Regions from separate parts of the Homo sapiens genome. Here region 2 is linked to region 1. A link is a loop called in an ENCODE intact Hi-C map of the cell type or tissue named here. Cell type or tissue: prostate gland. All regions are shown on one strand. Links, peaks and the distances in the headings refer to the core of each region. The heading gives the core; the rest is flanking DNA. Region 1 has its middle 6.0 kb from the start of SLC2A11. Region 2 has its middle 27 kb from the start of LINC01659.

Evidence for each region. Hi-C counts contacts between places; a loop is a spot of excess contacts. Peaks named below come from ENCODE experiments on the same cell type or tissue, not always from the same donor. Only the 100,000 strongest peaks of a DNase experiment are listed, where the experiment ranks them.
Region 2: it touches region 1 in a loop (5-fold over the local background); 5 of 110 quality-filtered maps call a loop at or near these places.

What each region holds. Positions count from the first base shown.
Region 1 is chr22:23,846,298-23,857,497 of GRCh38, forward strand. It overlaps a transcript of SLC2A11 not described here. Among named protein-coding and RNA genes, the nearest start is that of SLC2A11, 6.0 kb to the right of the region's middle. RefSeq lists enhancers at 1,481-2,238, 2,239-2,994, 2,995-3,750. In prostate gland, for the core only: a CTCF peak has its summit at 3,416 (motif pointing left); a DNase peak (open chromatin) is centred at 3,414.
Region 2 is chr22:23,401,283-23,411,781 of GRCh38, forward strand. It overlaps the pseudogene ZDHHC8BP. Among named protein-coding and RNA genes, the nearest start is that of LINC01659, 27 kb to the right of the region's middle. In prostate gland, for the core only: a CTCF peak has its summit at 1,594 (motif pointing left); DNase peaks (open chromatin) are centred at 1,409 and 3,577; H3K4me3 peaks cover 1,311 bases; H3K27ac peaks cover 1,710 bases.

The DNA.
Region 1 (11,200 bases), core at 1,709-5,708:
CCATGCGGAGGAAGTGAGCTATCCCTGACCCCATCACTGGGGCACAGGGGAGTGAGGGACATCACCAACCAGCTAATGCTGTGCAGCCCCAGACCCTTTTCCAGCTCCGGTTTGGAGGTGAGAACTTTTTGCAGCCTCTGGGCTCCCAGGGAGCGTCTCCAACATGAGACTCCACTCCTGAGCTGCCTCCCTGCTGTCTGGGCCTCGTTTTACTGTCTCTGACCCTTCATGGCTGATGAAACTGTCTCCATTCAGCCCTCAGCTGCGGGACCTGCCTGAGCCTGTGTCCTGACTGTCATGACCCAGAGCAATTGCCAGGAATTCCCACTTCCTGCTGTGGCCGCTGCCAGAATGTCAAAGCCACCTCCGGCCAAGCACCCCAGAGCTCCAGAGCATCTGGTGGGGGCTTCCCCCTCCCCTGCCTCAGCTATTTTCAAGCTCAGCACTGTGGGCGGTGTAGGGGGAGAAGCAGATTATCTGTTTGGCAGAGTCAGCCATATGGCAGGGCCAGGGATATGAGTTCACAGAGACAAAACCTGAGACAGCTCTGTCTTTGACTTCGAAAAAGCCTGGCGGAGTGGCGTGTGGCTGTAGTCCCAGCGGAGGCAGGAGGATTGCTTGAGCCCGGGAGTTCGAGGCCAGCCTGGGCAACAGCGTGACACTCCATCTCTACGAAAACAAAACTAATCTTTAGGGACTGGGGCCACCACTCTGGAAGGCCTTGCCCAGGACTAGTGACTCAGAGCCATGGGTCTGGTGGAAGGAGAGGTTCAGAAAGGCCTGGGTTCAGCCAGGTGCGGTGGCTCACGCCTGTAATCCCAGCACTTTGGGAGGCTGAGGCTGACAGATCACCTGAGGTCGGGAGTTCTAGAGCAACCTGACTAACATGGAGAAACCCGTCTCTACTAAAAATACAAAATTAGCTGGGCATGGTGGTGCATGCCTGTAGTTCCAACTCTTTGGGGGGCTGAGGCAGGAGAATCGCTTGAACACGGGAGGCGGAGGTTGCGGTGAGCTGAGATCGTGCCACTGGACTCCAGCCTGGACAACAAGAGCGAAACTCCGTCTCAAAAAAAAAAAAAGAAAGAAAGGCCTTGGTTCACCCCACCTCCACTGGCTTGCATCCACTGATAGCCCCACCAAGCAGCCAGGCCCTGCTCCCATGAGTGAGGGGCATGCTCCCCGTGCCAGGTGATTGTCCAGCCGCTGGGATGGGAGGCTCCTAACGGTGGGCTGAGATGACAACCCAGGTGACCCATCCTTTCACAGTGACACCACCAGGGCCCCTGCCTCCACGTCCTCCTCCAAACACTCACCCAGCCCTCCAATGCCCTTCACTTTCATGAGACTGGGGGGCCTCTTTAAGAAAATGAATGCAAAACAGCCGGGCGCGGTGGCTCATGCCTGTAATCCCAACACTTTGGGAGGCCGAGGTGGGCGGATCACCTGAGGTCAGTAGTTCAAGACCAGCCTGGCCAACACGGCGAAACCCTATCTGTACTAAAAATACAAAAATTACGAAAATTAGTGGGGTGTGGTGGCAGGCTCCTGTAATAATCCCAGCTACTCGGGAGGCTGAGGCGGGAGAATTGCTTGAACACAGGTGGCGGAGGTTGCAGTGAGCTGAGATCGTGCCATTGCACTCCAGCCTGGGCAACAAGAGTGAAACTCTGTCTCAAAAAAAAAAAAAAATGCAAAACAAATGCAAGATTAGGTCGCAAAGTGAGTATTTGAAATGCAAACAAATGACCAATTTGGTTGCCCCGTTGGAGAGAAGAGAAAACCGAGGCTGCGGCACGGGGAGGGCTTCCTTGGTGAGGGCAGACGCAGGAAGGCACACCTGTCCCACTGCTTGCGCATCCCAAACCTGCAGAAGGTGGTCCAGCCACAGCGGACTGGCTGCTGTGGCATCTCCCCACCCCCTTCCAAGAGGCCCTGCTTAGAGGCCCCCTCCGCCCCAAGGAATGCAGGCATCAGTGCTTCAGACTCTGGCCTAACCACCGTCCCCACCTCCCAGGCCCCCACCCTTTCCCTCCAGATGTGGGCACAGCTGTATTTTTAGAACAGCCGACCACGAGGACATTCTTTCCTTCTAATTAAGATGGCTTCAAATCTCTCATCTGCAATCAGCCCCATTGTTCAGTCCTCAAACATCAAAGGGTGGCCAGGAGGGGCCGCCTCAGCTGGTTGTGGGGTTGGGGCTTGTTTTCTTTCTTTCTTTGTCTTTGAGCCATTACGCTGGAAATGAGACCCAGAACCGGAGTGGATGCCAGCTCTGAGGAGGAAGAAGCAGGCCTTTGGGTAGTTTGCAGGACCTGCCTGTCTGCACCCCTGCACCCTGTCGCCAACCTTGAGTGAGGTTGTCCAGCTAGGCTGCAGCCCCCCAGTGCACCCATCTGAGGTTAGGGTCTGTCTGGGACAACTGCGGGATCAAAAAAGGCCCTGTGTTGGCTGGGCGCGGTGGCTCTCGCGTGTAATCGCAGTGCTTTGGGAGGCCAAGGTGGGCAGATAACCTGAGGTCAGGAGTTCGAGACTAGCCTGGCCAACATGGTGAAACCTCGTCTCTACTAAAAATACAAAAATTAGCCGGGCATGTTGGCTCACGCCTGTAATCCCAGCAAGTCGGGAGGCTGAGGCAGGAGAATCGCTTGAACCCCGGGGGCAGAGGCTTCAGTGATCATCAGGCCTCCTGACCTCCTCCCTCTCCCCCGCAGGAGGCCCCTGGTGTAGGACAGAGATGCCCACCCACGTGGGGGCAATAGGAAAGGCTGCAGGGAGGAATGGCCTCTGGGTAGCCTTGAACCGTGTTACAGTCCTCCGTGCTACAGCGCTCTCAAGCCCACTGACAGATGAGGAAACCGAGGCTCAGAGAGGCCAACAGGCTGGCCTAGAGCTGCTCAGCCCACTAGCAGTGAGGTGCTCAGGAACGCTAGGTCCCCGCAGTCAGCCGTGCCCTGCACCCCTCACTCATCCCCAGGGATGGACCGGGCCTGCTGCTGCCTGAGCCTTGGCTCCAGGTAGGAGGCACCTGTCCCACCCCGCATGGAGCAGAGAGGAGAGCCACGCAGGCGGGCCGAGGCCGGATGGGACTGGCGTCAGGCTTCTCAGCTCCCCAGGGTCCTGGCCCACCCGGCCCCGCGCGGCTGGATGTGAGGACAGGGCAAGTGAAATCGCACCGGGGCGGGTGGCGCAGGGCAGGAGGCTGCAACTCGGTACAACGGCCAGGACTGGAGCGCCCAAGAGCTGAGGGGCAGGGAGGGCAAGGCAGAAAGGGGAGCCTCCCCAGATGAAGTGCCCCCTACCCAGCGGCGCCTGGGCGCAGGCCTCCTTTGTGTCACCGCCACCACTGAACCTTCGCGAGTCGGCGGCAATCGCTGGTGCTGGGTTCCGCAGAGCCCGGGCTCTGTCGCCCCCTCGCGGCCGGAGCCGGTCTGGGCGGCGTCGGGGAAATCCCGAAAAGCCTGCGGGGAAGAAGCTGAACGGGGGCGGGACCCGGGCGCGGTGAGCCCATTCATTCCCCGAGGGCTGGGAAAGTCTCCACCAGGAGACGGAATCCCTGGGATGTCCCCAACGCTGGGCCCTGCCTCCCTAGGCCCAGGTAACAGGCATTTTCTAAGACAGTTCAGGGACACGGAGGCACCCCGCTGGAAGAGCCGGTGGGCTCCCGGGTGGGGTACGGGCCGGGTGGGAGTCAGTATCACCAGCGGGCTTCGCTGGATTGATTGTTTTTATTTATTTATTTTTAAATATTTATTTATTTATTTTTGAGACGGAGTTTCGCTCTGTCGCTCACGCTGGAGTTCAGTGGCACGATCTTGGCTCACTGCAACCTCTGCCTCCCCGGCTCAAGCAAGCCTCCTGCCTCAGCCTCCCCAGTAGCTAAGATTACAGGCGCCCACCACACACCCGGCTAATCTTTGTATTTTTGGTAGAGATGAGGTTTCACCAGGCAGACCTCAGTTGATCCGCCTGCCTCAGCCTTCCGCAGTGCTGCGATAACAGGCAGGAGCCACCGCGCCCGGCCTGTATTGATTGTTTTTAGTTTGAGCTGCGCTCCTCCCTTGGCAATGTGAGGAAGACCAGCTCTGCCAGCCGGGCTGTAGGGCTGGTGCGGGCACCGGCTTGGCCTCACAGAGCCTCAGGGACTCCCCTCGTAAATGAGGCTGACATCCACATATGGGTGGTTGCACCTAGCACTGCACAGGACGGATGTGAGCACCAGGCTGCTACAAATACAGATATGACTTTCACATGCCCAAGGTTAAACTCCCAGTCAATGTTTGCTGAGGCGAAACCTAGAGCTTCCTGGCCAAAGGATAATAATTAATGTCTGGGGAGCCCACACATGGGGACCTGTCTCCAACGAGATGGGGGTGGCTTTAGGGCATCCAAGAGGCATTTCAAGGAGAATCAAGGGGCAGCCAGGTATTGTTAATGGTGGCCAGGTCAGGATCCAGTCTGGCAGGGTCTTGGATTCAAGGTTAAACCCAGTTCTAAATTTGGGACTTATCCCCAGGCTCGCCCCCAGGCTTTTACTATGTAGACATATATATTCCTACACACATTAGGTACGGTTTTGTATATTTCCAAACAATATACAGGCATAATAGTGTAGGCATCTTTCTGCAACTTTGTTCATGCAGCGTTGTGATTCACACATGTTGATACCGTTCCTCTAGTCTAGTCCACTGATTTTCACTGATGCATGGTATTCTATGGTATTCTACAGCTTATATCTCCTTTTTTTGCATGATTGACATTTGGATAGTTTCCAATTTTCCTATGGTACAAAAGATGCTGCATTTGTGAACAGTTCCTGAGCATGGGATTAAGAGTTTCTCCAAGGTAAACCCAGGAGTGGAATTGCTGGGTGGGAGAGGTATGTGAACTTCAACTTCCTTCATCTGCCCAAATTGCTCTCCAGAGTCATTGCACTGATTTACATTTTTCCTTCCTTCCTTCCTTCATTCCTTCCTTCCTTTTTTTGAGATAGGGTCTTAGTCTGTCACTCAGGCTGGAGTGCAGTGGTGTGAACATGGCTCACTGCAGCCTTGACCTCCTGGGCTCAAGCTTTTTTTCCCACCTCAACCTCCTAAGTAACTGGGACCACAGCTGTGTGGTGTGCCACTGTGCCCAGCTAATTAAAAAAAATAAATTATAGAGACAGGGTCTCACCACATTGCCTAGGCTGGTTTGAAACTTCAGCCTCAAATGATCCTCCTATTTTGGCCTCCTAAAGTGGTGGGATTACAGGCATGAGCCACCACACCTAGTTCCAACTGATATTTTCATCAATAGTACGTGGGTGTTCCAGCTGATCAACACCACCACTTGGTATTGCCAGAATTAAGCTGTTAGTCTGTTGAGTGGGAACCAATATGCTGATGTGGATTTAATTTGCATTTCCTGATTACTAATGTAGCTATCTTTTAATTAGGTTTTTTGGTCATTTCAGTTTCCTCTTCTGTAAATTCCTTGTTCATATCTTTTTTTTTTTTGAGACGGAGTTTCACTCTGTCGCCCAGGTTGGAGTGTAGTGGCACGATCTCGGCTCACTGCAAGTTCTGCCTCCTGGGCTCAAGTGATCCTCATGCCTCAGCCTCCTGAGTAGCTGGGACTACAGGCCAAACCACCATGCCAAGCTAATTTTTTGTATTTTTTGGTAGAGATGGGGTTTAATTTTTTGTATTTTTGGTAGAGACGGGGTTTTACCATGTTTCCCAGGCTGGTCTCGAACTCCTGAGATCAAGCGATCTGCCCCGCCTTGGCCTCCCAAGTGCTGAGATTATAGGCATGAGCCACCGTGTCAAGCCTGTTTGCCCATTTTCTTTTCCTTATTGGTATGTGGGTATTCTATATACATTCTGAATACTAATACTGTGTTGGTCATATGTTGTAGTTACCTTCTTCTACTTGGTAGCTTTAGGTTTCAACTTTTTAAAAAATGCGTATTTTTTTATTTAAAAAATCGAGATGTGGTCTCACTATGTTGTCAGGGCTGGTCTCGAACTCTTGAACTCAAGTGATCCTCCCACTTCGGCCTCCCAAAGTGCTAGGATCGCAGGCTGGAGCCACCACACCTGGCCAGGTTTCACCTTTTCATGGCGTCTTTTGTTTGTTTATTTGAGACAGGGTCTTACTCTGTTGCCCCAGTTGGAGTGCAGTGCTGTGATCACCGATTACTGCAGCCTCAACTTCCCTGGCTCAGGTAATCCTCCCTGAGCCTCAGTCTCCTGGGTAGCTGGGACCACAGGCTCAAGCCATCATGCCCGGCTAATTTTTTGTAATTTTTGTAGAGACGGGGTTTTGCCATGCTGCCCGGGCTGTTCTCAAACTCCTGGGCTCAAGCAATCCACCCACCGTGGCCTCCCAAGGTACTTGGATTACAGGCGTAAACCACTGTGCCTGGCCCATTAATGGTGTCTTTTAACACACAGATTTTTAATTTTAATAAGGTTAAATCCTCATAAGAAATCTGCGTGGTTTATCCTTGTTTAACCCGGGGTTATAAAAGTATTATATATTTCCTTTTTATTTTTATTTTTTGAGATGGAGTTTCACTCTGTCATCTAGGCTGGAGTACAGTGGCGCAATCTTGGCTCACTGCAACCTCTGTCTCCTGGGTTCAGGTGACTCTCCTGCCTCAGCCTCCTGAGTAGCTGGGATTACAGGTGCCCGCCACCACACCCAGCTAATTTTTGTATTTTTAGTAGAGACGGGGTTTCGCCATGTTGGCCAGGCTGGTCTGGAACTCCTGACCTCAGGTGATCCACCTGCCTTGGCCTCCCAAAGTGCTCGGATTACAGGCATTAGCCACCTCGCCCGGCCTTTACATTTTTTTTTATAGAGATGGGGGTCTGCCCATGTTGCCCAGGCTGGTCTTGAACTTATGCGCTCAAGTGATCCTCCTGCCTCAGTCTCCCAAAGTGCTGGGATTACAGGTGGGAGCTACTGCGTCCAGCCTAAAATGTTTGAAGTTAGGTTTTTGCATTAGGTTTGTGTGTACCTGGAATGACTTTTGTATATGAAGTGAGACAGAGGTCCACACTTTTTCCCCATATCATCAACTGTCCTAGCGCCATTTATTAGCCCGTCACTTCCCACTTATTTATTATTATTATTTTTTGAGACGGAGTCTCTCTGTCGCCCAGACGGGAGTGCAGTGGCACGACCTTGGCTCACTGCAAGCTCCGCCTCCCGGGTTCACGCCATTCTCTCGCCTCAGCCTCCCGAGTAGCTGGGACTACAGGAGCGTGCCGCCACGCCCGGCTAATTTTTTGTATTTTTAATAGAGACAGGGTTTCACCGTGTTAGCCAGGATGGTCTCGATCTCCTGACCTCGTGATCTGCCTGCCTCGGCCTCCCAAAGTGCTGGGATTACAGGCGTGAGCCACCGCACCCGGCCACTTCCCACTTATTTCTTAAGGGGGAAAAGGCAATGGTTGTTTTGAAAAAAAATTAACCTGCTCTCCCTCTCCCTCTCCCTCTCCCTCTCCCTCTCCCTCCCCCTCCCCCTCCCTCTCCCTCTCCCTCTCCCTCTCCCTCCACGGTCTCCCTCTGATGCCGAGCCAAGGCTGGACGGTACTGCTGCCATCTCGGCTCACTGCAACCTCCCTGCCTGATTCTCCTGCCTCAGCCTGCCGAGTGCCTGCGATTGCAGGCGCGCACCGCCACGCCTGACTGGTTTTCGTTTTTTTTTTGGTGGAGACGGGGTTTCGCTGTGTTGGCCGGGCTGGTCTCCAGCTCCTAGCCGCGAGTGATCCGCCAGCCTCGGCCTCCCGAGGTGCCGGGATTGCAGATGGAGTCTCGTTCACTCAGTGCTCAATGGTGCCCAGGCTGGAGTGCAGTGGCGTGATCTCGGCTCGCTGCAACCACCTCCCAGCCGCCTGCCTTGGCCTCCCGGAGAGCCGAGATTGCAGCCTCTGCCCGGCCGCCACCCCGTATGGGAAGTGAGGAGCGTCTCTGCTTGGCCACCCATCGTCTGGGATGTGAGGAGCCCCTCTGCCTGGCTGCCCAGTCTGGAAAGTGAGGAGCGTCTCTGCCCGGCCGCCATCCCATCTGGGAAGCGAGGAGCGCCTCTTCCCCGCCGCCATCCCATCTAGGAAGTGAGGAGCGTCTCTGCCCGGCCGCCCATCGTCTGAGATGTGGGGAGCACCTCTGCCCCGCCGCCCTGTCTGGGATGTGAGGAGCGCCTCTGCTGGGCCGCAGCCCTGTCTGGGAGGTGGGGAGCGTCTCTGCCCGGCTGCTCCGTCTGAGAAGTGAGGAAACCCTCTGCCTGGCAACCGCCCCGTCTGAGAAGTGAGGAGCCCCTCCGTCCGGCAACCACCCCGTCTGGGAAGTGAGGAGCGTCTCCGCCCAGCAGCCACCCCGTCCGGGAGGGAGGTGGGGGGGGTCAGCCCCCCGCCCGGCCAGCCGCCCCGTCCTGGAGGTGAGGGGCTCCTCTGCCCGGCCGCCCCTACTGGGAAGTGAGGAGCCCCTCTGCCCGGCCAGACGCCCCGTCCAGGAGGGAGGTGGGGGGGTCAGCCCCCCGCCCGGCCAGCCGCCCAGTCCGGGAGGGAGGTGGGGGGTCAGCCCCCCGCCCGGCCAGCCGCCCCGTCTGGGAGGGAGGTGGGGGGATCAGCCCCCCGCCTGGCCAGCCGCCCCATCCGGGAGGTGAGGGGCGCCTCTGCCCGGCCGCCCCTACTGGGAAGTGAGGAGCCCCTCTGCCCGGCCAGCCGCCCCGCCCGGGAGGGAGGTGGGGGGGTCATCCCCCCACCTGGCCAGCCGCCCCATCCGGGAGGGAGGTGGGGGGGTCAGCCCCCTGCCCGGCCAGCCGCCCCGTCCGGGAGGGGGGAGGGGGGGTCAGCCCCCTGCCCGGCCAGCCGCCCCGTCCGGGAGGGAGGTGGGGGGGGTCAGCCCCCCGCCTGGCCAGCCGCCCCGTCCGGGAGGGAGGTGGGGGGATCAGCCCCCCGCCTGGCCAGTCGCCCCGTCCGGGAGGTGAGGGGCGCCTCTGCCCGGCCGCCCCTACTGGAAAGTGAGGAGCCCCTCTGCCCGGCCAGCCGCCCCGTCCGGGAGGGAGGCGGGGTGGGGGGGGGGGGGTCGGCCAGCCGCCCCGTCCGGGAGGGAGGTGGGGGGGGTCAGCCCCCCTTCCGGCCGGCCGCCCCGTCCGGGAGGTGAGGGGCGCCTCTGCCCGGCCGCCCCTACTGGGAAGTGAGGACCCCTCTGCCCGGCCAGCCGCCCCGTCCGGGAGGGAGGTGGGGGGGACAGCCCCCCGCCCAGCCAGCCGCCCTATCCAGGAGGTGAGGGGCGCCTCTGCCCGGCCGTCCCTACTGGGAAGTGAGGAGCCCCTCTGCCTGGCCAGCCGCCCCGTCCGGGAGGGTGGTGGGGGGGTCAGCCCCCCGCCCGGCCAGCCGCCCCATCCGGGAGGTGAGGGGCGCTTCTGCCCGGCCGCCCCTACTGGGAAGTGAGGAGCCCCTCTGCCCGGCCACGACCCCGTCTGGGAGGTGTGCCCAGCGGCTCATTGGGGATGGGCCATGATGACAATGGCGGTTTTGTGGAATAGAAAGGCGGGAAGGGTGGGGAAAAAATTGAGAAATCGGATGGTTGCCGGGTCTCTGTGGATAGAAGTAGACATGGGAGACTTTTCATTTTGTTCTGTACTAAGAAAAATTCTTCTGCCTTGGGATCCTGTTGATCTGTGACCTTATCCCCAACCCTGTGCTCTCTGAAACATGTGCTGTGTCCACTCAGGGTTAAATGGATTAAGGGCGGTGCAAGATGTGCTTTGTTAAACAGATGCTTGAAGGCAGCATGCTCGTTAAGAGTCATCACCACTCCCTAATCTTAAGTACCCAGGGACACAAACACTGCGGAAGGCCAAGGCCGCAGGGTCCTCTGCCTAGGAAAACCAGAGACCTTTGTTCACTTGTTTATCTGCTGACCTTCCCTCCACTATTGTCCTATGACCCTGCCAAATCCCCCTCTGCGAGAAACACCCAAGAATGATCAATAAAAAAAAAATAAATAAATTAAAAAAAAAAAAGAAAAAAATTAACCTATCAAAATAAAATATCAGCAGTTGAAACTAACAATGTATTAATAACAATAATATTATGACCAAGTTGCGTCTACCCCAAGAATTCAAGAATGGTTTACCATTAGAAAGTTTATTGATGTAACTGATCTCATTAACAGATTAAAGGAGAATACCCATATGATCATCTTAATAGATGCACGAAAAGCATGCAATAAAATACCTATTTATTATAACTGCTAATATTTTGTGTTTTTCCTTAAAAATGCAGTGTTTTTAGGAATTAAAGTTCAGAGCAGCAAAAGTCAAACAAAAACCAAGTCTGAGCAATAGAGCTACTACAGTGCCCATCACAGTGTCTGCTCAGGTGACTTCTTAAGGTCATGTCCAGCTCTATGTTTCTGTGACCACAAATAGCATCTTTGGCAAGTCTAGTTTCAGTTGGTCTTTGTCCAGCTCCTGGATTCCTCCATGCAGGGCCTGAGAAGCCCTGAGGGATAAAAGATTAATCCGGTTCAGTGGACTCTGTGGTTCCTCAACTCCAAGTGCCCCCAGCATAAGTCGGACCTGCCTCTCACGCAATGGATCCCCTGGCGGCAACCCGAGACCGGTTCTCCTACCCGCATTCCGCCAAGTCTCTCGCTCTGCCCAGGACGCACAGATGAGAGCGCTCCGAAGACTGGTGGGTCTATCTTTCGGTCTTTCCTAATTTTCCCGTCCTCTGGGGAAAGGTCGGGGATACCTGAACCAAAGTGTGTGTGTGTGGGGGGGGGGGGGTGTAGGTGGGGCGTGCATAGATGTGCACAACCAAGGGCTTGGCCCTCCGGAGAACGCCCAGGGGCAGTGGCCTCCGAGGTTCTGGCGGCCGGCAGTGGCGACCGGCGCAGGGAATCGCGCAGGGTTGCGGCTGAGGTCAGACCAGCGAGAGACAGAGACCCGCAGACATTTAGTCCAGAGACTGTAGCAAAGGAGGGGGACGAGGGGCCAGAGCCGGAATTTCGGGGGAGGACTTGGGAGCGCGGCGACCAGAGTCGCTTGCTGGCACTTGCGAGGGCGAATGCAGGGGCTTGGCCGAGATGACCTTGGACCAGAGCTCCCTTCCGGCCTGCAGAGATGAGCTTGGGGCTTAGCCGAGTAAGGAGTGAGCGGCTTTTCAGCCTCAGTGCTGCGGCAGAGGCGGATGGAGGA
Region 2 (10,499 bases), core at 61-4,060, 450 kb before region 1:
GGGGCTGTTCAGCATTCCTGATCACTGCAAAGACCGCCCTGCGCTGCTCACCATTCCAGTGACCACAGAGCACTCATGCAACTCAGGGAAGAAAAATGTGCTTTCTCCAGCAGGTCTCAAATTCTTCCAAAGTCTTCCCATAGGCCTTACAGAGTGACTAATGGTGGAATTCCACGCATCCTGGTACCCAGTGCTCCTGGAGCCAGCCGCCCACCTGGCCTAGGACAACGCTGGCCAAGGGACAGATGCCAAGCCTGGACGTCCCGTGCCAGCCCCTTCCAGGACACCCTGCTCCTCTCCGTGGGTCCCAGCTCTGGGTGCACACAGGCAGGGTCCTACCAGTCACACAAGGCCCTTGGTGACCCAGGCAGAGCCCTGAGGGGTGTGGCCTCAGGGGATGTGGCCTCTGCTGGAGAGGCAGGGCTCAGGGGGGGCCCTTCACGGGGTGAAAGCTGTGGGGAGAGCTCCTGGAGGCAGGCCTGGGGGGACAGGGCTTGGGCGTGCAGGGGGCAGGGGGCAAGGCGGGGGAGGAGTGGGGGGCAGGCCACGCCTCTTTACCTGCTCGCCTCATCCACAGAAGGTGCCTTAGGACCCGTGAGCCGGCCTAAACTTGTACATGGCAGGCGTCGGGGGGTGGCGGAGGCTGGTCCTCTGCACCGACAGGGCACTCTCTGGGGATGTAGACCACTGTCAGACTGAGGTCAGATGGGGGTCAACCCATGTCCCTCCCCAGGTGTGGCTGCCCCGACCTCACCAACACTGCCTGGGCGTGGGGTCTGCAGGTCACTGCTGAACGTGCCAGCCTCCATCTTGGGGGGGCAGCGCCGGCCCCAAGTCCAGCGGCTTATCTAGCGGGTCCAGGCTGCCCTTGGACTGGGAGGGGGCGGGGTCAGTGGTGTGTGGGGCTTGGATGATGGGCAAGGCTTCGCTAGGGATTCGACCTGGAAGCTAGTCCTCTCCCCAGAATCTGTCTACGGCTCCACCTACCCCATCCACCTCTTTTAGGCCCCCCCTAACTTGCCTGTTTCCCCATCCAAGGGCCTGACTGCCAGCTTAGGCCCGCACCGCAGACACTCACCTCCAGCAGACGCCCTCTTCATCGCAGGGGTGGGGCGGGGCGCGTCGAGGACCGAAAGTCGCTTTGGGGCCGGCGCCCGTCTCCCCGCAGCCAGGTCCACATCCAGGCGCCGCCGCTCCGGCCGGGCCTGGCCGCGGGACAACGCTAGGCGTGCAGGGCGAGGGCGGCGCGGGCCTCCGGGAGGATGAATGTCTTATGGAATCAGGTGGTTTGACACTCGAGGAATCCGCCCAGTTCCCCTGGGCCGGCCAGGGCGGGCCGGGGGCGGACCCGGGCTGGGCCTCGCGGTGGGCGGGGCGCTCACCTGGGCGCCGGCGCGGGCGCGGGCCCGGGCTGGGGCTGGGGAGCACGGGCCGGCGGGAGCGCGGGCGCGAGGGGGGCGGAGGGGGGTTCTTGGGCGGCGCAGCGGGCCGGGGCGCGCTGCAGGCCAGGCAGCAGGAGGCGCTCAGCCAGCGCAGTGCACCCGCGCCGCGCGGGCCCAGACAAAGGTGGTGTATTCCTAAAGAGGCGGCGGCCCCTGCAGGAGGCCGAGGGGATGGCGGCCCGGGCCGCAGTGGGCCAGGCCCCAGGCCTGAGAGTGTGGCGGCCTAAGCTGGCCCGCTCCCCAAGCGGGCAAGGGCTTTGTCCGGAGGCCTGGGCATGGCCTCTGCCTACCCACTCCCTTCCTGGCCTCACGAAACCCATGAACCCCTCCCCGCCGGCCCCCTGCACAGAAGCCCTTGCTGGAGCACGGTCGCCCCCATTTTTCAGTAAGAAACAGGCTCTGCACTGTTTCTTAGGCTTAAGAGAGTTCTGGGGGCCCTCCTGGGCCTTTGTGGCCCTCTCTGCACCACCCTAGGGACGGGATCCAGGCCTGATGTTACCCGTAACCCTTCAGGGGTCTCCCACCTCTTCCCGCCTGCGGAATGGGGACTCCAAACCCAGAAGACGCTCTCGGAGGCCACCTCCTTAGTATCCCCCACTCTACCAAGCCAGCTCTCATGGGGCAGGGGGGAGGGGGGACGGGCATGGGGCCAAAGAACCCAGTGACACCCCTGCACACAGGGGTGCAGGTGTCCCTTCTCTGCTTTCTGCTCGGGGCACCCACCGGGCCTCACTGATGTGCTCCTAAGTGTATCCCGGGGTCTTGAGACAACTGCCAGGCTGCCCCTGCACCTGGAGAAGTGCTGGGAGTCAGCTCAGCCGGGCTGGGTCCTCCCCAGGCCCACCCTGCATGAGAGGACCATGCAGATGAGGGTCTTGCAGGCCCACCTGGTGTCAGTCTGTAGGACCCTGACTCAGGGATGGAGTGGGCCAGCCTGAGGCCTTGATGGCCCTCCTTAGAGCCCAGGTCCACTGACATGAAGCAGAGAGACCTGGTGACTGGGCAGCCCTGTGCTCTCTGCCTGCCCCTGGCCATGGAGGTGGCCCTGAGGGACATGAGCAGGGTGCAAGGCTGGTGGCCTGCCTGCTTTGTCCAGAGGAAGTGAGGACCTACCAGAGCCCTGGTGCTCCCATCTCAGCCCAGTGGCAGGCAGTTTCGCGGGACGGAGACATACTGGATGGGCCGGGCCCTCTGCCTGGTGTGGAGGCTGCACTGTCCACACACCTCTGGTTGCCACTCTGTAGCCCTCATCACCTTGGCCTGCTTTATCCCTATCACCCTTGTCCCAGCCTAGGCTTACCAGGGCATTGTGGAGTGCATGCCATTCCCAGTCGCACAGAAGGTGAGGTGGGGCCCAGACACCCCCCAGCCACTCTGCCCCCTGGCCTCCTGAAGGGGTGGGCTGTGCACACACTGCCACCTCCCCAGGGGGTACTGGCTGCCAAGTGCCACCATCTCAGCCCTTGCGGTGGCTCAACGGGTCCTCCCAGAGCCACATCAAGACGTCGTCATCCATTGCACAGATGGAGAACCTCAGGCGAAGCTCACATAGCCAGTGGGAGGCTGAGGCCTGACCCCCAAACAAGCATTCTTCCTCCAGGGTCCCTGCACACAGCAGCCTTCAGACTAGGAACTGAGCTCTTGCCACAGGGATGTATCAGACCCTAGATGAGTCATGTGGCACTGGCCATCAGTCTGAGGACAGCACTGGGGTGGACCAGGCTCCAGTCTTGGGCTGCTCTGTGCTTGCAGAGAGGCCTTGAGACACTTCTGTGCTTACTGTGCAGGCGTCACTTCCATTATCAGTGACCCAGAGCGGCCCACTACAGCTGAAGATTGTGACCCCACCCCCTCTCTCATAGGTTTAATGCCCCTCCCACCCCTCCTGGAGCAGCCGAAGTGACCATTCTGGGGCATGGGATGGGCATGGGAGGAAATGGGGAGCCAGGGCTGCCCTGGAGACTTCTGGTATCAGAACCCTCTCCAGCCACCAAGCCCAGCTGTCCCCAGTTGCTCTGGGTTGGGGCCTGGGCCTCCACTTCCCCACAGGTCTGTGCAGTGGGAGCAAGGCAGAGGCCCGCAGAGGGACAGGCTGGTTTCCTGTGTCTGCCAGCTTGGTCAGCACCTTGGCCAGCGCCCTCCCCGCTGGAAGCTGGGCCCACTCCTCGGTACTGGCTGGCTGATTAGGTGTGGGCCAGCGCTGACAGGGAGTTATGGGGGTGCAGAGGCAGGACAGGCCATCTGTGCCCAGCTGATCTGAGTGCCCAGGTTTTCTGGACACGTGACCCTGGGGATCAGGAATGAGCTGGAGACTGGAGACAGCTGTGCCCTCAGGGCTGGACAGACCTGTCACACCCTGCCTGGGCTAGGTCAGCAGGGCCACACAGGCATCTGCCTCAGTTGCTCCCCACCTCACACCCACCCTGTAGGGCACATCCTCTGCCAGTTTGCTCAGCCCACCAACCCCCTCCAATGAGGCCAGAGGCTGCCTCACCTCCAATACCCACCCCCAACCTGGGGCTCGGCTGAGCAGGGGTCAAGAAGGGCGAGCACGCATTTCGAACTTGCCCTGGTTTTGAGCTGAGGGAAGCAGAGGATGCAGGAGTTGCCCACTCCAGAGGCCCTGGGTGTGCGTGAGGAGCCCTGAGGCTGGGCTGAGCCGCTTGTGGGAGACACTGTGCCCCCTCCATCTGAGATCGGGGCCTGGGTGCCCGGGACACTACAGACCTTTTGGGGAACCTGGGAGTCGGGAAGTCTAGAGATGGGACCCACAGGCTGGAGTCTGGGCTTTCATCCACACTCCCCCCGCCCGACACTCCCCCAGCCACCGCCTGCACATCAGGGGAGACAACATGCCCCCACGCCCACCTCTGTCCCCAGCAGGGCTGTTCCTCCCCTCATCTGCTCGGATCAGTGTTTTCTTTAACTGAGCCCCATGGTGGCGAAGGGAGAGCTCCAGCGGACCAGGCAGCAGAGAGGGGAGGGGAGAAGCCCTCAAACAGGCCATGCGCTCTCCACAGAGCCGCATACAGCAGGAGGGGGCTGGGCAGCCGGCTCAGAGCCCATTCTCTCCTGGGTACTCTTCTGGAATGGCCCCCGGCCCCACTCTGTTCCAAACATGGGACCGTCCAGCCTGGGCAACAAGAGTGAAACTCCATCTCAAAAAAAAAAAAAAAAAGTAGGAATTAACTAAGGAGGTGAAAGACTTGTACAATGAAAAGTACAAAACATTAGTGAGAAAAATTAGACATAAATAAATGGAAACATATTCCATGCTCATGGATTGGAAGACTTTATATTGTTAAGATATCAATAATACCCAAAACAATCTATAAATGTAATGCAATCTCTACCAAAATACCATTACTTTTTTGCAGAAATAGAAAAACCTATCCTAAATTCATATGAAATATCAAAGGGCCCCGAATAGCTAAAGCAATCTTGAAAAAGAAGAACAGAGCTGGATAAGTCACATTTTCTGATTTCAAAACTTACTACAAAGCTACAGTAATCTAAACAGTGTGGTACTGACATAAAGATAGACATACAGACTGATAGAATAGAGAGCCCAGATGTATAGTCAAATGATTTCTGATGAGGGTGCCAAGACCATTTAATGGTGAAAGAACAATCTTTTCGACAACTGGTGCTGGGAAAACTGAACATCCACACACAAAAGAATGAAGCTGGATCTTTACCTAATAGCATATATAAAAATTAACTCAAAATGGAACAAAGACATAAATGTAAGACTAAAACAATAAAACTCCTAGAGGAAAACATAGAGGAAAAGCTTCATGACACTGGATTTGGCAATGATTTCTTGCATATGACACCAAAAGCACTAATAGCAAAATAAAAAGACAAATTAGACTTCATGAAAATTAAATTTTTATGTGCATCAAAATACACTATCAACAGAGTAAAAAGACCACACACAGAATGGAAGAAAATATTTTAAAATCATATACCTGATAAAGGATTAATAAACAGGATATATAGAGAACTACTAAAACTCAACAACAAAAAAACCACCAACCCAATTTAAAAAATGAGCAAAGCAGCCAGGCACTGTGGCTCACATCTATAATCCCAGTACTTTGGGAGGCCGAGGAGGGTGGGTCACTTGAGGTCAGGAGTTCAAGACCAGCCTGGCCACCATGGCAAAACCCCGTCTCTACAAAAAACACAAAAATTAGCATGGCATGGTGGTGCATGACTGTAGTCCCAGCTACTCGGAAGGCTGAGGCACGAGAATCACTTGAACCCAGGAGGCGGAGGCTGAAGTGAGCCGAGATCACAGCACTGCCCTCCAGCCTGGGTGACACAGTGAGACTCTGTCCACCCCCTCCAAAAAAAAAAAAAAAAAGAGCAAAGGACTTAACTAGACATTTTTCTAAAGGTATACAAATGGCCAGCAAGCACTTGAAAGGATGCTCAACATCATGAATCATTAGGGAAATGCAAAGCAAAACTGCAATGAGACACCACCCCACACCCATTAGGATGAATACCATTAAAAAAAAACAACAGAAATTACAAGCGTTGGTGAGGATGTGGAGAAGTCAGAACCCTTCTTCATTGTTGGTGGGGCTGTATGATGGTACAGCAGCTGTGGAAAACAGTATGATGGTTCCTCACAATATTAAAAATTGAATTGCTGTATGCTTCAGCAACTCCACTTCTGGGTATATACCTGTGAACCCAAAATATCTGAGACAGGTCTCAGTTTATTAATAGAAAGTTCATTTTGCCAAGTTTAAGGACACACCTGTGACACAGCTTCAGGTGGTCCTGATGACATGTGCCCAAGGTGGTTGGGGCTCAGCTCGCTTTTATACATTTTAGGGAGACATGAGACATCAATCAATATGTGTAAGATGTACATTGGTTCAGTCTGGAAAGGTGGAACAACTTGAAGAGGCAGGGTCTTCCAGGTCATAGGTAGATAAGAGACAAACGGTTGTATTCTTCTGAGTCTTTTATCAACCTTTTACTGAATACACAATTTGGTCTGGCTCAGTGAATTTGCATTTTTGCATAAACAATAGGCAGAGAGAGGAAGCAATCCAATATGCATCTGTCTCAGGTGAGCAGAGGGATGACTTTCTGTCCTACATATTTGAAGATCATCTATCAGTTTATATTGCCAGGGTGAAATTCAACAGAACTGTTTTAGGGTAAAGATCTTGAGGCCCACGAGGAATTCCCTTGTAGGCAAATTGTGAGGGAGGTATGTAGCTGTTTTGTTTTGTTTGAGATGGAGTTTCACTCTTTTTGCCCAGGTTGGAGTGCAATGGCGCGATCTCAGCTCACTGCAACCTCCGCCTCCCAGGTTCAAGTGATTCTCCTGCCTCAGTCTCCCGAGTAGCTGGAATGACAGGTGCATGCCATCATGCCCGGCTAATTTTGTATTTTTAGTAGAGACGAGGTTTCATCATGTTAGCCACGCTGGTCTTGAACTCCTGACCTCAGGCGATCTGCCCACCCCAGCCTCCCAAAGTGCTGGGATTATAGGCGTGAGCCACCACGCCCAGCCGCTGTTTTTAATCTTTGTAGCTATCTTATTTAGGAATAAAATGGGAGGCAGGTTTGCCTGACATAGTTCCCAGCTTGACTTTTCCTTTGGCTTAGTGATTTTTGGGTCCTTAGATTTATTTTCCTTTCACATACCCAAAAGAATTGAAAGCAGGTTCTCAAAGAGATATCTGTACATCCATCTTCATAGCAGCATTACTCACAATAGCTAAAATATGGAAACAAGCCAAGTGTTCATCCACAGATGAAAGGATACACAAAATGTGGTCTATGTATACAATGGACTGTTATTCAGCCTTAGAAAGGCAGGAAATTCTAACACATGCTGCTACATGGACGAACCTTAAGGACATTATGCTGAGTGAAAGCCACAGTATGATTCCACTCAAATGAGATACGCTGAGGAGTCTCAATCATTGACAGAAAGTAGAATGGTGGTTGCCAGGGCCTGGGGTGAGATGGGAATGGGGAATACTGTTCAGTAGGCACAAAGTTTCTGTTTCACAAGATGAAAAGGATTCCAGAGCTAGACAGCGGTGATGGCTGAGGTAGAAGGATCACTTGAGTCTGAGAGGTTGAGGCTGCAATGAGCTATGATCAAGCTACAGCACTACAGCCTGGGTGACAGAGCAAAATTCTGCCAAAAAAAAAAAAAAACCTTAACATCACTTGGCCAACCTTATTCAAGAGCCCAGTGTGTCTGGGCCCCTTCAGAGTTAAATTTCCGTGAAGTCAACATACAGCACCTTTCACCGTGGTCACTGGAGGTTCCCTCTTCATTTCTCCTACACTCTTTGCTCTCCCACCAGATCGTCCCAGAACTCCTCTCTCTCTCGCCACTGATGAACTGTTGTGGGAAAAACCTAATGGCCACTTTCCACTGCCCATCTTCCTGGACATCCTGGCAGCAGTCCGGGTGAGGGGCTCACCTGCGATTCTGAGGACCCTCTCCTCTCTGGATCCTGACATCAGAACGTGCTCCTCCCTCTCTGGATGCTCCTCCCCAGCAGCTTTTGCCAGCAGAGACTCCTCTGCCTCAGTTTACAATCTCCAGTGCAACACAGTTCAGTTATGGCCTTATTATTCTATCTCTACACTTAAAAACATAACCTCTGGGTGATGCAATCCATTTCCAAGGCATTAATTATTATCTCCATGCTTATAAGCCCAAGGTTTTATCTTCATTCAGAATTACATAGATATAGAATTGCTCTGTTGATTTTCTGGCTTGGTTGTTTCACAGACATTACATATTAAAAACAATCCAACCCCCAAATCTTCTTCTTCTTCTATTTGGCTGTGACCCAGACTGTCAATAAATTGCACCAGTGTTTTTTTTTAAATTCCTTTAGAGACAGGGTCTCCCTCTGTCACCCAGGCTGGAGTACAGTGGCATGATCATAGCTCACTGCAGCTTCAACCTCCTGGGCTCAAGCAATCCTCCCAGCTTGGCCTCCCAAAGTGCTGGGATTACAGGCATGAGCCACTGCCCCCGGCCTGTGCCCGTGTATGTTAATTTGTGTATTAGTCTAGGACTCTGGGAAAGTTTCCTCATCCTGTATGTCCCTATGTCCTAAACAACCTGTGGCCCAGTCCTGTTCATTCCTCCTCTAATATGGATCTCCAAACGCTCCTCTTTATTTCCACACCCACTCCCAGCCCTTAACCTCTTGGCCCTTGAAAGGCCTCTGAGGAGCTGTTCTTAGGTTTTGGCTTTGAGGAACAAGCCTGCTAAGGTCACTCGTGTCCAGAATTTTGTGTGAACATAAGTGTTGTCGGGTGAGGTCCTCCAGACATCCTTGAGTTGGACGACTCCCTAAAAGGACTCGAAGAACTTCATGAAGCCCAACTCCCTGAAGGACACCACCTGGCCCAGGGCCCCACCATAGATCAGGCCGTCAGCATAAACTGCCCACAGCCCCAGCTACGAAAAGACACTCTTATCAGGCGAGTATTTCAGTGGTTTCTGGGCTTCCTCCCTGGAGCCAGGCAAGGCCAGACATTCTCTTGGAATGAGCAGGTTCTGAGCATCCCAGACCAACTGCATTAATTCTCTGCCACACCGTACATGTTTATTTCTCTGGGGCAAATGCCCAGGGACTGAGTTGCCAGGTTGTTCCGTAGTGGCATGTTTTGCTGTTGGTGGTGGTATTTGCTGTATTGGGAGGGGGAATTGCCACACTCTTTTCCAGGGTGGCTGTACCACGTTACATTTACCCAGCAATGTGTGAGTTGCCCAGTTTCTCCCCATCCTCACCAGCTTGTGGTGCTGTTTCTACACTGTATTTAAGGCATGTTGATGGATGTGTCATGCTGCCTCACCATGATCTTCATGTGTATTAGTCTGCTTCGGCTGCCGTAACAAAATACCACAGGCTGGGCGACTTCAGCACCTTAAACCGTTTTCTCACCATTCTACAGGTTGGAAGTCCCAGATCAAGGTGTGGCAGCATCAGTTCCTGGCAAGGGCCCTTCCTGGTTTATAGATGGCCCCTGTCACTCTGTCCTCATGTGGACTTTCCTTGGTGTGTGTAGGTGGAGAGAATGGGAGCCAACTCCCTGGGGTCTCCTCTAACAAGGACACAAATCCTGTCTTATCAGGATCCCAATTTATGACCTCATTCAACCTTATTTCTTACTCCAAATTCAGCCACACGGGGTTAGGGCTTCTACGCATGAATCTGGGGGATATATACATTCGGTTCATAACAATACCTTGCCAGGAAATGGCGAACATCTTTTCATGTGCTTACTTGACATCTGTATATACTCTTGGTGAAATGCCTATTAGTGTCTTTTGTCTATTTTGTATTTGGGTTTTCAAAAAATGCTGTTGCATTTTGAGAGTTCTTGGCACATTCTGGATACTAGCACTTGGTTGGACCTGAAATTTGCAAATGCAAGCAGACTTCATCTTATTATGCTTTGCTTTATTGTACTTTGCTGTACAAATTGAAGGTCGTGGCAATCCTGCATCAAGGAAACCTACAGGAGCCATCATCCCAACAGCATGTGCTCACTTTGGGTCTCTGTGTCAAAATTTTGGTAATTCTCACAACATTTCAAACTTTTTCATTATTATGATATGTATTGTGATAATCTGTGATCTTTGACGTCACTATTGTCATTGTCATTGTTCTGGGGCACCATGAACTGCACTCATATAAGACTGTGAACTAATTGATAAATATTGTGTGTGCTCTGAAAGCTCCACCAACCAGCTGTTCCCTCAGGTCTCTCTCTCTCCTTGGGCCTCCCTATTCTCTGACACACAATATTGAAACCAGGCCAATCAATAACCCTACAGTGGCCTCTAAGTGTTCAAGTGAAAGGAAGAGTTGTGCATCCCTCACTTCAAATCCAAAACTAGAAATAATTAAGCTTAGCCAGCAAGGTATGTTGAAAGCTTAGATAGGCCAAAATCTAGGCCTTTTGCACTAAACAGCTAGCCAAGTCATGAATGCAAAGGAAAAGTTCTTGAAGGAAATGAAAAGTCCTACTCCAGTGAACACACAAATG